Regions from separate parts of the Homo sapiens genome. Here region 2 is linked to region 1. The links are chromatin contacts, found by Hi-C or POLR2A ChIA-PET in ENCODE. All regions are on one chromosome and are shown on one strand. Each heading gives the region's core, a stretch centred on a gene start or an enhancer-like site at or near the end of the contact. The rest is flanking DNA. Distances are from core to core; before and after follow the strand shown. Region 1 holds the start of GAPLINC (gastric adenocarcinoma associated, positive CD44 regulator, long intergenic non-coding RNA). Region 2 overlaps DLGAP1 (DLG associated protein 1).

What was found. A loop is a pair of places that touch in the nucleus more often than their neighbours do. ChIA-PET counts read pairs that join two places held with the same protein, here RNA polymerase II (POLR2A). Pooled maps may share reads with other maps.
Region 2: POLR2A ChIA-PET joins it to region 1 with 14 read pairs in OCI-LY7. The contact joins the enhancer-like site here to the promoter of GAPLINC in region 1. A Hi-C loop is called at or near these places in 6 of 168 maps with a recorded cell type or tissue (B cell, CD4-positive, alpha-beta memory T cell, PC-3 and 3 more) and 4 of 50 pooled maps. POLR2A ChIA-PET finds 5 or more read pairs at or near these places in 18 of 52 experiments (A549, AG04450, BJ and 14 more).

What each region holds. Positions count from the first base shown.
Region 1 is chr18:3,463,546-3,470,792 of GRCh38, reverse strand. GAPLINC (gastric adenocarcinoma associated, positive CD44 regulator, long intergenic non-coding RNA) reads right to left here and starts at 4,543. Exons shown (of 3, transcript NR_110429.1): 1 at 4,436-4,543; 2 at 3,497-3,666. All of the region lies in intron 2 of LOC105371965 (a long non-coding RNA gene), which reads left to right. RefSeq lists enhancers at 865-1,655, 3,353-4,040.
Region 2 is chr18:3,496,437-3,503,683 of GRCh38, reverse strand. DLGAP1 (DLG associated protein 1) reads left to right here. Exons shown (of 13, transcript NM_004746.4): 12 at 1,039-1,191; 13 at 4,290-7,247. The coding sequence ends at 4,499. Among named protein-coding and RNA genes, the nearest start is that of GAPLINC, 34 kb to the right of the region's middle. Within about 2 kb of position 4,551, at least 3 of the 41 ENCODE cell types and tissues checked have a DNase peak (open chromatin) inside an H3K27ac peak, as active enhancers do; they include OCI-LY7, where a contact is called at or near this core.

The DNA of each region.
Region 1 (7,247 bases), core at 3,294-5,793:
AACAAGGCTCTTTTCTCTCAGTTTCCAAATGCTCCTTGACTTCTCAACTAAGTGTACATTGATACAATCACAGTCATTTTCCTAATCAATGCCAGGTTTTCCATCCTTGGAGGTCCTTGAGGCTCCCTGAGGTCTTCTCACCTTCTTCTTCCGATGAAGAACATCACCCTTGGTCTTAGCAGGGCTGGCCTGGCTCCACCCACCAGGCCATGATGCCCCCTCTCTTCCTGCCTCTGTCTCCTCCACCCCTTTCTGTTCACCCTCCCTCTTCTGCCCTGTACCACCCTGGTGTTCTGCTCTCCACCATCTGCCCTGGCATCAGGGGATGCTTCCTCTTCACATCAATTCCTATTACTTCGACTAAAACAAACCCTTAGACCAGACTGTTATTTTCTTTTTCTTTTTTTGGGATGGAGTCTCACTCTGTCTCCCAGGCTGGAGTGCAGTGGTGCGATCTCAGCTTACTGTAACCTCTACCTCCCAGGTTCAAGCGATTCTTCTGCCTCGGCCTCCCGAATAGCTGGTATTACAAGCATAGGCCACCAGGCATAGGCCACCATGCTTGGCTAATTTTTGTATGTTTAGTAGAGATGGGGTTTCATCATGTTGGCAAGGCTGGTCTCAAACTCCTAGCATCAAGTGATCCATCGGTCTTGGCCTCCCAAAGTACTGGGATTGCAGGCATGAGCCAAGCCACCGTGCCTGGCTGACTGTCCTTTTCTCTGGACAGAAATGTCATCCCGAAAGTTTCAAATCACCCTATTGATGGTTTTGCCCAAAGAAACCAATCATTTCATCATTCTGAGATGCCCTCTACTGAACTTTTTATTTGCATTTTCTTCTATGGCAAACCTTTCACCTAGGCTTAGGATGAGAGGTATCTTATGGAACTTTCACTGATTTCAAATAGCCTACACTGTTACTAGATCTATATGTATTATTTATGTCCTTAGAAAGTTAGAGATTTCAGAGGCTAAAGATATCATCTAATCCAACTCTATGCTTTACTGACAAGAAAACTAGCTCAAAGAAGTTAGTTTACTCCTAGCCACCCAGCTAGTATTATGCTGGCCTAGTGTCATAGTTAGGTCTTCTGGAGCTAAGCTCAGTTCTCTTCCTTCTGTATCGGGGGCAGCTTGGGTTACTGCATATCGAAATCACAAAAAGCAGATTGAGGCTTCTTCAGAGTGTTCTACTTACGTGAGCCCAGAGGGAGAAGGAGAAAGCAAATTGGAGGCTCTGAGTGGTTAGCCCTTTAGTAATAAAGAACCGGTGTTGGGCCAGGTGCGGTGGCTCACGCCTGTAATCCCAGCACTTTGGGAGGCCGAGGCGGGTGGATCACAAGGTCAGGAGTTTGAGACCAGCCTGGCCAACATGGTGAAACCCCGTCTCTACTAAAGATACAAAACATTAGCTGGGCGTGGTGGCACACGCCTGTAATCCCAGCTACTCGGGAGGCTGAGGCAGGAGAATCACTTGAACCCAGGAGGTGGAGGTTGCAGTGAGCCGAGATTGCGCCATTGCACTCCAGCCTGGGTGACAGGGAGAGACTCGGTCTCAAAAAAAAAAAAAAAAAAAAAAGACCTGGTGTTGTTTTCTGCATTATAGGAATGATGCCAGTGGTAAAAAAAAAAATCACGCAGCTTGGTTTCAGGGATGATGATGACCTCATCAGCACTACAACAGCCACCACTATCTCCAGCCTACAGCCCCCGCCTGAAGCCCTCACACTACTTCCTTGTATAACATCATAGGAGAGAAGTAAAGACAGCATTAAGGATCGGGGGAAGGGAACTTTACTGCTGCTGTTGTAAGAAACTGGAGAAAGGCAGACGAGAGGTGTGGGAAATAGGCGAGGCCAGGACCCAGCAGGACCACCTCAGAGGCGGACTTGGGGACAGTCACCTCCCAGGCGGCAAGTGGAAACCGGAGTCAGAACCTGAGCCAGGTAGATTTGCTCATCTAAGATCCAACAATAACATGGATTTGTAGGTCAATCAGCTTTGCTCTAAAACTCTAAAGAGGTTCTACATTGTTACCTCATTTAATCCTCAACAACCTTGAAATTTAGGTATCTGTTTTTTTATATAACGAGAGATGAAGAAGCCCAGATTTAGAGATGCCAAATGACTTGAGCAGCTACAGAAGTTCAATTCTCTTTCCCCTGTTTCCTTAGTGTTTTTTTTTTGAGACAAAGTCTCACTGTTGTGCAGGCTGGAGTGCCATGGCACAAATTCAGCTCGCTGCAACCTCCGCCTCCCAGGTACAAGTGATTCTCATTCCTCAGCCTCCTACTGATGCGTAGCTGGAACTACAGGCATGCGATACCATGCCTGGCTAATTTTTGTATTTTTAGTAGAGACAGGGTTTCGCTATGTTGGCCAGGCTGGTCTTGAACTCCTGACCTCAAGTAATCCACCAGCATCAGCCTCCTAGAGTGCTGGAATTACAGATGTCAGTCACCGCGCCCAGCTCCCCAGTGGTTCTAAAATATCTCCCAATGCAATGTAAAAAATGCATCAATTTTTTAAAATTCCAAACATGGGAGTGTAAGACTCTGGAGCAGAGTTAAGGGAAATGTGCCTGGAAAGGGAAATAAAGCCCAAGGGCAAGTATGAACCTGTCATTGAGAGTAAAAAGGATGAGAGGCCAAGGGCAATGGCTCATGCCTATAATCCCAGCACTTTGGGAGGCTGAGGCGGGAGGATCACTTGAGCCCAGGAGTTTGAGACTAGCCCCGGCAACATAGAGAGACCCTGTCTGTACAAAAATTTTTTTTTTGAGACGGAGTTTCGCTTTTGTTGCCCAGGCTGGAGTGCATGATGCGATATCGGCTCACTGCAACCTCTGCCTTCCGGGTTCAAGCAATTCTCCTGCCTCAGTCTCCCGAGTAGCTGAGATCACAGGCACGCACCACCACACCTGGCTGATTTTGTATTTTTAGTAGAGATGGGGTTTCTCTATGTTGGTCAGGCTGGTCTTGAACTCCCGACCTCAGGTGATCCCCATGCCTTGGCCTCCCAAAGTGCTGGGATAACAAGCGTGAGCCACTGCGCCCAGCCTGTACATTTTTTTTTTTTTAAATTAGCCAAGTGTGGTGGTGTGCACCTGTAGTCCCAGCTACTCAGGAGGCTGAGGTGGGAGGATCACTTGAGCCTGGGATGGTGAGGCTGCTGTGAACTATGATTGTCCAGCCTGGACAAGTGAAACCTTGTCTCAAAAAAAAAAAAGGGTAAGAGCTCAACTTTTCGAAAAAATACCCATGCTATCTGACCTACCACCCTGGCTTAGTAAAGGGTACTGCCATTATGTTTCTAGCTCAGAGTTCTCAATCCACTGCCAAAGCCTCAGTTACTATCACCCAAACCTGTTATCCAGGTGTCAACTTCATGGACAGAATATGTTGCACTTAGCAGCTGCATTACGACAACAGAGTTCCCCGGAACTGAATTGTTGTTACTTCCAGCATTAGACGCAGGCATTAATTTACATATACCTGCATACACATCACTGTAAACGTGCCTGAGTCCAGCTTCTCCTTTTGCAGAGAGATTTGATAGCCCCTGGATGTGGATGCAGGGCTTCACACCTGATGCCTGGGATGATCATCCATAACGCACAATGTGGAAAATGCCCTTCCAGGAAACCAGGCTGCTGTGTGTGAACCTAGTGAGCAAGCATAGAAACAGGAAGGCTGAGATTAGAGCCTGCTCTACAGCGTTTTGATGTTTCCTGAGCCACTGCTGAGGCTCTGAGAGCTGATCAAAGGTACCTCTGCAGGCTCAAATTAACACAGAGTTGGTGAATCAGGCCAGCACCTGCCTGCAAATAGCAGCATATTTCACCAAATCAGGTTAATCTTTTCATCAAGGCAGGAGGTGGCAATCCTTTCATAAAACCTTCACAAGTTAAGTTTATTCCTGTTGTACCTTAGCTTTCTGAAGGAAAAGTAATGAATGGCCTGTTCAATTTTCTTCCCTTGGAGGTACGTATTTATTTTAAAGCTGATCTTTACCTCATGGTGTATACCATTGAAGACCTCCAGCCCTAAAGAACTTGCCTTGTTTCAAAAATGGTGGAGGTTTTGGGGTTGAAAGAGAAGAATGGGAAGGCATTGTCATAAATCTTCACTTTCCTTTTAATGCAGGTGGGATTTATAACTTCAAGTATTTGTATAAGAGCAGTACCTCACCTCTGTTTGGGGAAATATAGCTAAAAAGCCATAATTTTTGCAGAGAGAAAGCAGAAAGGCGCAGCACAGAGTAAACTATAGCCACTGGATAGATCTAAAGATTCTAACAGAGCTCAAATAAAAAACAGAAACTAACTTAAAAAAAAAAAAAAAGGTACTAGCCTAAGGCTGCAGGCTCAGAAAACCGATACCTACAAAGGGAAATGAAATGCATCGAATAATAGATTAAGTGTTAATACTTACGCAGAGAAGCTTCAAAACAGATTTCTTGCCTTGGAGGAGTTCATTATTTCAGGCATTGGCTAGTCATAAGACTTAGGAAACCAAGAGGATGTGTCAGATCCTGCAAGTCTCTCCAAGAAGCAGATGTGGTCACAAGGAAATGGAATGGGGGAGGGGAGGGAGGAATTCGAGAGAGCAGAAAAATAAGTTGAGATATTTGGAAAATAGAGCTTGCATATGATTATCTGCCAAAGCAACCCCCAAATTTTTATTGAACAGTATAATAAAAATGGAGACAGTTCCAAGTTGTTTCATTTCGGGGATAGGGTGTGGAAAGAGTGTGAGCAAACAGAATCACCCCATGACTGGGGGCCCCATTACAGCTGGTAACCACAGACAAGCTGAACTTTGAAGAGTGTCAGTTTCCTCAGCTACACAATGGGAATAACACGTCCCATTAGGGTTGTGAGGACTAAATATGTATATGTGGTATTCAACAAATACAATAATAATATAATAGATAATAATTTAATATAAGGTGTTTGATAAGTACATCTTTTCCTTCTCAAATTAATCCAACACTTTCACTTCAATACTGGGTTTACAGATGATACCAGAAAATAACACTATAATGGAAAGAGCTATTGTTATTTATCTATTTGTTTTTGAGATGGAGTCTCATTCTTGCCCAGGCTGGAATGCAGTGGCGTGATCTCCTCTCACTGCAACCTCCGCCTCCCAAGTCCAGGCGATCCTCCTGCTTCAGCCTCCCAAGTAGCTGGGATTACAGGCATGCACCACCATGCTCTGCTAATCTTTGTATTTTTAGTAGAGATGGGGTTTCACCATGTTGGCCAGGCTGGTCTCGAACTCCTAGCCTCAAGTGATCTGCCCACCTTGGCCTCTCAAAGCCCTGGGATTACAGATGTGAGCCATCACGCCTGGCTGGGCTATTTTTTTGTTTAAGTTTCTTACTTTTATTTTTTCAATTAACAAAAGTATATATTTATGGTATACAACATGGTGTTTTGATATGTGTATACATTGTGAAATGACTGAATCAAGCTGTTAATTAGAGAATTTAAAATAAATGATGTTCTAGATTGTGTAGATTTATTGTACAAGCAGGCTAGGGGAAAAAATGTTTTGTTCGTTTTGTTTTGTTTTGTTTTGTTTTGAGACAGAGTCTCGCTCTGTCGCCCAGGCTGGAGTGCAGTGGCGCGATCTCGGCTCACTGCAAGCTCTGCCTCCCAGGTTCACGCCATTCTCCTGCCTCAGCCTCCCGAGTAGCTGGGACTACAGGTGCCCGCTACCACGCCCGGCTAATTTTTTGTATTTTTAGTAGAGATGGGGTTTCACCGTGTTAACCAGGATGGTCTCGATCTCCTGACCTCGTGATCCGCTGGCCTCGGCCTCCCCAAGTGCTGGGATTACAGGCGTGAGCCACAGCACCCGGCCAATGTTTTGGTTTTTTTTTTGAGACAGTGCCTTGCTCTGTTGCCCATGCTGGAGTGCAGTGGCGCAACCACGGCTCACTGCAGCCTCAAACTCCTGGGCTCTAGCAATCCTCCTGCCTCAGCCTCCCAAGTAGTTGGGACTAAAGGTGCACACCACCATGCCTGGCTAATTTTTAATTTTTTTGTAGAGACAAGATCTCGCTATGCTGCCCAGACTGGTAAGCCCCCACGCTCAGCTGGGAAAAGATGTTGACTAATGTAATACACTTGGGCTTTTCACAGAATCATTCAAGTAAATCAAATTTCAAAATGAAAATCAGGCTAGGCACAGTGGCTCACACTTGTAATCCCAGCACTTTGGGAAGCCGAGGCAGAAGGATTGCTTGAGCTCAGGAGTTTGGGACCAGCCTGAGCAACACAGCGAGACTTCATCTCTATAAAATTTTAAAAGCTAGGCCTGGTGGAGCTCACCTGTAGTCCTAGGTACTCAGGAGGCTGAGGCAGGAGGATCATTTGAGCCCAGGAGTTCAAGACTGCAATGAGCTATGACCACATCACTGCATTCCAGCCTGGGTGGCACAGCAAGATCCATTCTCAAAACAATAACCACCACCACCAAAAAATCCCTGAAAATCATTGGAAAGAAATTAAAAGCAATAAAACATTAATAATCAGACTAGGTAACAGTCAAAAAGTTGTTTTGACTTGTTAAACAGGATAATTTTTTAAAAGAGGCATATGTAAAAATTTAAATGTGTACCTTTTGTTGCATTTCAACCTATTTACAGTCTCTGAAAGCCTTATCCTCACATTACAATTTATATGGAGATAATTTATGCCTTTAGAGTATTAAAATATATATTAGCAAAAATTTGAGACAAGATAGGAGAATTGAATTTGTCCTAAGATCATAAGTTAGAATGATCTGATCAAATAAGAATATGTTCAAGTTTCAGTAATTTTCTTTATAAAGAAAATAATTTGGAGGCTGGGCACGGTGGCTCACGCCTGTAATCCCAACACTTTGGGAGGCCAAGGCGGGTGGATCATTTGAGGTCAGGAGGAGTTCAAGACCAGACTAGCCAACATGGTGAAACCCTGTGTCTACTAAAAATACAAAAAAAGAGTGGGACGTGGTGGCACACGCCTGTAATTCCAGCTACTTGGGAGGCTGAGGCAGGAAAGTCACTTGAACCTGGGAGGTGGAGGTTGCAGTGAGCCGAGATTGAGCCACTGCACTCCAGCCTGGGTGACAGAATGAGACCCTGTCTCAGGAAAAAAAAAAAGGAAAATAGTTTGGAATATTTTTAAAAAACAAAACAAGCTGACACTTCCTAGAGTAACAATTTATCTTCTGAAATCCCTCCATGGTTTTA
Region 2 (7,247 bases), core at 3,302-5,801, 33 kb before region 1:
GGGTTAGTTTTAAAAGCATACACTGGCCTCGTGTTATCATAGGACATGGAGTTTCACAGTCTGTCCAGTTGCCTGAAATACCAAGAGGTCACCAAAACAGATACCAGCTAGGATCTCTTGACATATGGAGGCTGCCACCCGTCTAATCATGAATGCCTTTAGCTACTGCTGCAGGTAGTAATTAACAAAGAGTATGATATTTTCAGTCTCCTAGCTGTGTTTTTCCTGTCTTAGGGCATATAAATTCAGGTTTATATGTTCTGGTATCAGGGATATGTGGATGGGGCAAAGAAAGTCAATCCTGAAACACTGAAGAATGTTTACTATCACTTAGCAAATGGGTCATTACAGACATATAGATGTAGAGATGTATGTAGAGATAATGTGTTCTCACATTTGCTATATTATTTTATGGTCAATTTAAAATGAATGAATTTTCAAATGATTTTGTCAAAGCAGTCATATGATAAAATTACTTCCTATGATAAAATTACTTCCTATATTAGTAAACATCTTAATTATTAAACACATAGTGCTTGGAACATCCAATATTTTATTACTAATCATTTGTGTTTTACTTAACATGAATATTTAAACTAATCTTATTTTAGATTCCTTATCTGTTCTCTGAATAAATTGTATGGCATGTAGTGGAATACAAACTCTAATAATAATACACTGTATTTTTTTTTTCAGAAATGTCATTTTCATTTGAATATGGTGTTTTAAAATACGTCCTGTAGTAGATCACACATTCTGGAATTTTTCATATGTTTAGACCCTTCCCCCATACCATATTGAATTGATAGATGTGGTATCACAACAGAAGAGTTTTACAACCTTGACATTTGAGAATCACTGACTCAAACGGATGAGTGTATAAAATTAACATTTGTAACCTCACTTTTACCTCGTGTCGGAAAACCAAAAGGAACTAGTCCTCCTTATGTTGTTTGAAATATTTGAAAATGCCTTTTTGGCCCTGTGCTTGTCAAGAATTGCTTCTAAAGCATGAATGTTTTTCTTTCTCTTGTGCAGAATCCTAATGCTCATCCAAGACCCACCTCCCAGGATTTGGCGGGGTTTTGGGACATGCTGCAGTTGTCCATAGAAAATATTAGTATGAAATTTGATGAACTTCATCAGTTAAAGGCCAATAATTGGAAACAGATGGATCCTCTTGACAAGAAGGTAGAACAATGTAGATTTTGTATGGTTCATTTAAAAACCTGCACAAACACTGGACAGTCTAAATAGGCTTCTGCATTCAGTCCTGCTGTTTACAATGTGAAATGGAGCTGATATCATATTAATTTCATTGTAATGACAATGTTTACATAGTAATCATTTGGGATATTATCTGTAATATGTTTCAGGCATATTTTTAAAGAAAAACCTGTCTTTGTGAATTGGAAAATGGGAATGTGGCTTTTTTTGTTAATTAAACTTTAAGTTAAACCATTTTAGTCACTGGAAGGAACTGCCTCCATTTTGCTTTTTAAACTAAAATAAATGACATCTTCAGTGCATGAATCCATAGAACAAGAGTTCAACTTCCTTACACCCCTAGGATGTGTTTTCAAGAAAAATAGGATGCCCTGAAAAATAACTGACTTTGATAATCATTTCATAAATATAGTAATAAAGAAATTACTGTTGTTCAAGTCTAAAAATATATACCATAAAGTTTCACAGTAATTACATAAATGTTGGGTTTTTTTTTTTTTTTTTTTTCAAAACAGTTTTGCTTTTGGTTGATTTGCCTTGGGGAATATTGCTCACTGGGGTCCTCATGCATCAGTTTAGAAATAAAGACTTAAATTCTTTTACTTTAATTAATCAACTCTAATTTTCACATTTGATTATGGTGTTCCACGAGGCTCACACGGGTATCCAATGTCCAGCTCCCCAGGCTGGCATGTCAAACGTGACTTTTTTAACCCTTTGCTTTCCTATGGCCTCAGGTCAAATAATTCCAAGAGAATCAACCTCTGAAAATTGGAATGGCTGTTCCCTTGAAATGCTGGTGGCCCTGTTCTTTTCAGGTCCCCTCACCTACCAGAAAGCTAACAGCAATCTAATCCATTCTGCTACCGCATATCATGTTTTCAGGGTTCTTGGGGTCAATGGTCTCCCAGGAAAAATCCAGTCCCAAGGGACCATCTGTAAGTGACAGGAGGGTGATGCTCTCATCACTGTCCCCCGTTTCCAATTCTGTCACCATCAAAATGGGGGTCGTAGTGTTAAGTTGGAAAGTACTGTTGATGTACATGTGGCCTCTCACTTGGGAAGCCAAACATTTGTACCCAATCTAGTTTTCTTTAATCTGTGTTTAAAACTATCTGCTAGATAAGCTTTAAATCAGTCTTATTTTAAGAAAACACTACAAATGCACACATACTGGTAATTTAGTTTCCAGAGCTGATGCATCTAATTTTTTTTTTTTTTTTTTAAATAATCATTGTTGGCTGGGCATGGTGGCTCATGTCTGTAATCCCAGCACTTTGGGAGGCTGAGGCGGGTGGATCACTTGAGTCCAGGAGTTCAAAACCAGCCTGGGCAACAATATGGTGAAACGCCGTCTCTACAAAAAGTACAAAAATTAGCTGGGCGTGGTGGTACACACTTGTAGTGCCAGCTACTTGGGAGGCTGAGGTGGGAGGATTGCTTGAACTCGGAGAGTTTGAGTCTGCAGTGAGCCGTGGTTGCGCCACTGCACTCCAGCCTGGGTGACAGAGCGAGAGCTTGTCTCAATAATAATAATAATAGTAATCATTGTTTAAAAAATCCAAATGTATAAGGAAAGGAAAATGACTAAAAAATATCCAATATTCATATTTCTAAAAATATCCACTGAGTTATTCCACAATGAAGATTTAAAATGTCTAAAAGAAGAGATGCTAAGAATTGATATATGTAACCTATTGATATTTACATAGTAAATCATTAGTTAGCTTGATTTTTACGGTTTTTAATGGACTTTGCCTGTGATCAGAGCTTTTCATCACCCCATGAACCTGAGGAGAAAAATGAACAAGCACAATCAGAGTTGGGAGAATATAGTTTGCACTCCAGGCTCTCCTTTTTTCTCTTTTAAGCCACACAGACTCCACCTTAGACAGCCGGTGGGGTAGCTCCAGGGTGAGAAGTTGAACTAGGCACTTGCTCTGGCAAGCAGGGAGGAATTGCTGTGCTGAGCATTGGTGTTAAGATACAAAGAGTACTCTTTGGAGAATCACCGAAACTATATTTTAAGATAATGTTCACGCTTCATTTTATGAGAATGGAGGGTATTTTATTTAAAATGAAAACATCAGTTTTATGTGCACCCTTTCACAGTCTACAACTTCAACCTTCTTTGCCTAAAAATCCTTTGTGGTCTAGACGCCATTCTTTCCTGCTGCATTTTTTTTAATGCCAAAGAGATGACTGTCTTTTGTTTTTGCAGTGGCATTGAAAATATCCGCCCATTTCATAGTTTGCTGCTGATAAGAGGAATGACCTCTTTCATCCTGTGTCAACTTTTCATGGCACAGTTTCTGCCCCTGTGATTGGAATTGCTTCCTGGGCCACCACAGTTATCCCGAGGCCCCTAGTCAGAGTCACCTTGGAACTGACTTAATTAACTCTCGAGTGTAGGAAATATCAATGGCCTCCCTCTCCCGTGACCCTGTATATTGTATATTGCTTGTGTGTTCGTGTGTGGTGTGCAAAAGGGTCTAACCTGGTGTAGCACCAACAAAGCTAAAGAACACAATCTGATATCTCTTCTTCCTCCTCTGTTTATTTAGGTTTGGTGGGAAGGGGACGGTGGGCGGGCCGGGGACAGAGCGGAGATGTTTTTAAGCTCTGAACCAAGCTTGCACCCGGTGACTTGCATCCTTAGAGGGGATGCAGGGGTTCTAAGATGCTGCTGCAGCCGCTGCTTCCTGGCCCATCTCTGGCACCAGGAGGAGTCTGGAGTCTCCAGAGAGAACCGCACTCAATGTGCTGGGAGCCGCAGGCTTTCCGCAGGGGGCCTTTAAAATACCCACTTCCTTCCCTTGGAGAGACCTAGTTCTGCAACCCAGCCTTACCCTGGGCCTTAAGCTTACCGGGATTTTTTTTTTTCTGCATCTTTTGAATGCCCAAGCCAGAATAATGAAGAAAAAAGTAGATATGCAGTGTGCAGATCAGAACTAACCACCCCTAGGTAAAAAACTGTGTGTTCTAACTACTGACCTATCCCAGTTTTTCCCAAGCTTGTCCTGAGAAGCTGTGTAATGTCCTGAACCTTCTGCTTTGATCAGGAGAGAAGGGCCCCTCCTCCAGTGCCAAAGAAGCCGGCGAAGGGCCCCGCGCCGCTGATCCGGGAGCGCTCGCTGGAGAGCTCGCAGCGCCAGGAGGCCCGCAAGCGCCTGATGGCCGCCAAGCGCGCCGCGTCCGTCCGCCAGAACTCGGCCACCGAGAGCGCCGAGAGCATCGAGATCTACATCCCCGAGGCGCAGACCCGGCTCTGAGCGCCCCGCAGCCCGGCCGCCGCCGCCAAGCATCTGTCCCCTCCTCCCCCGGCCGCTCCTCTGCCGGCTGCCTCTCCCCCTCCGAGCCCGTCCGCTCCCGAGCTCGGTGACTTCCACTGTCGCGGTGTAGTTGTCCACCTCGCAGGAGCCGCCCCCCGGGCCCCCCTCAGCCCCCCACTTCCCGTACCCGTTTGCCCATCTCCTTCTTCACCGAGCTTCGCCCCCTGTCCTGATGCCGTCGCCCTGCCTCATACTGAGATCCAACCCTTTATTTTCTGGGCAAAGCCAAACCCACCTGTGTAGAAGTGATGCCTTTAGGTCACCCGCCGTCCTCAGTTCTCTCGAGCTAGTCTGTTCAGCAATATAAAACCATAGGGTATTTCAGAAATCCAGTATCACAGGGTGATCCTTTGGGACTTACCGTCTTCCACGTGAAAGAAACTAGGCCTCCGATTCCCTTTATTTCCCCTAAATGGTTATTCTTTTAAAAAAGCAGATGGAGCACTTTATTCCCAACCTCAGAAATCACACCATCTCACTGGAATCCATGAGGGACACAGAGAGAGGGGACCAAGCCTGGCCTGGGGGTGGGGGACCTGGATGTGTAGCAAGGATGGGAGAAGCGAAATCTGCAGGTGCTGGGGGCACCTGCACACTCACAGCTGCACAAACTGCCTCACTGTTACTTCATCAATCACAGCTTCAAATGTCTCAATCAGCAGAAGATTGTAAATTCGATCTTTCAGGGAAATTAATCTATTCTGAAAGGCAATAACATGAAGCAAGGCAAAGGAGGCACTGATGGTTTAGTATACTACATAAGGGATTTTTTTGTTCTATTATTAAGAAAATCTAGACCTGAAATGTTTTCTCAACTCTTATTGTACTGTGTATATTTATATTGTTGTCGTGGCGGCTGTTTTTAAAGGGAAAGTGTTGGTTCTATTAATTTGTTAAGTGTCCATCCAGGTGGGCCTACCTGATTCCACATATATAAGTACATATCTGCTTATAAAGCGCTGTAAATGGCAGCAAGGCTGTTTTTGGAGAAGAGTTTGGGTTTTCCTACCATCCCTTTGAATGCTACACATCCGTCTATTTTAACCCAAGTAGTTCGTATTTCAGATATATTTTCTCCTTTCATCTCCTCTCACTACTGCAGAGTCCAGTAATACCTAGCATAGGATTCTGTCCTGTGTCAAATGGCTAAAATAAATTTTTGCCCCAATAGACATGCTGCCTCATTCAAAAGAGCTGCCGCTGTCATCTTGAGGTTCCAGGTAGTGAGAGAAGAAACTCGACCTGCCAGGGTCAACAGCCATGAAGAGGTGGGGGGAGTCATGATTCATAAACACTGAAAGAAGTCAAGGCTTTTGGCAGAGAGTGTTGATTTAGATTTTTAGTCTTGATTGATGGGCAGTATGCATCGGTGTCTAGCTGAAGTTGTCTTTAAATGCCCTTACTCGTCACAGTTTAAACACTTAGGATGTGGCAATCTTAAGTATCAATGGCATTTTATGTCCAGCTAACATCCTAAAGCATTAGAAATTAAAAACGAAAGACTTTTAAAAACATACATCAAACATGCTTGCACCAGAGAAGCTTTTTAAAATAATACACTCTCATAGCCAGGTGCTAATTTAATTTTACTTATGAAATTAAGAGAGGTGATGGGTTCTAGCAACAGATATTTTCACGGACATATTCTAAAACCACTAGAGAATTCGCTACCTCTCAGAGCCATCGATGCTTTGAGCTACCTTTATAAACAGGGCACAAATGTTTACTGCTGTGGTTTACAAGAAAAGGGCTACTCACTTATTTTGAAACCAACGAACCAACTTTTAACTAGGGTGAACAAAGCACTCAAAGTGCTTTGTGAAATTGGAGCATACAGAGATTTTGAGCTTCAAGTATTTGCTAGTTTTAAAAAGAATACACCTTTTCTTTACCTTGTAGCAGCAATTAAAAGTCACACAAAGCTTGCATCGAGTAGGGCCAACTGCCACTTGGGTAGCCTATGGTCACATTCAATACTGAGAATGACTTGGAACTCACAGATTAATATGAAAGAAGCAGCGTTCATCCCAAGACCCATGCTCACAATTACAGCTCCGTGCCCTGAGGTAGAGTTGAGATTTGGATTAAGAAATAGATTTCTAATACGACTCAAGATCATCCTACAATATTTTCTTTGGAAACTAATTTAGCCCATGATATTTTAAAGAGAGACAAGAGAAGGCCTATTTATCTTGTCTAAGTGAACGGCATTTGTATATTCATAAGCTATTTTTGGTAAGAATTTTAAATCTTTTAGCTCAAGGCCTACAGGGCATCATGATCTTTGCCTTCCTTGAAAATACAATTTAAATTGTACAAACACTTTATAAAAAGCTAATTATTGGTGTTAGAACATGACCCCACACAATGCTGCTTGACCCCTGAAACTGACATTCATGAGCATAACCTTTGTTACATTGTTCTTTTTGATGTAATTTGTAGAAATGTTTTTTAGTTCGTAATGGAAAATGTATGTACCCTGAAAAATTACTTATTTTGTTTAACTTTGGTATAAAGGTGTTGGGCATTTTCTTGGGGAGGGGGGGATTACAAAAGAAGTTTGTCTCCCACATCAAAAAACGTTCAAAGAAATTAAGTATTTATTATATTTTTTGCAGATGTTTCCATACAATTCACATAACCTTTTTGTAAAGAGAGATGAAGAAATGGATTAAAGATTTTTAATAT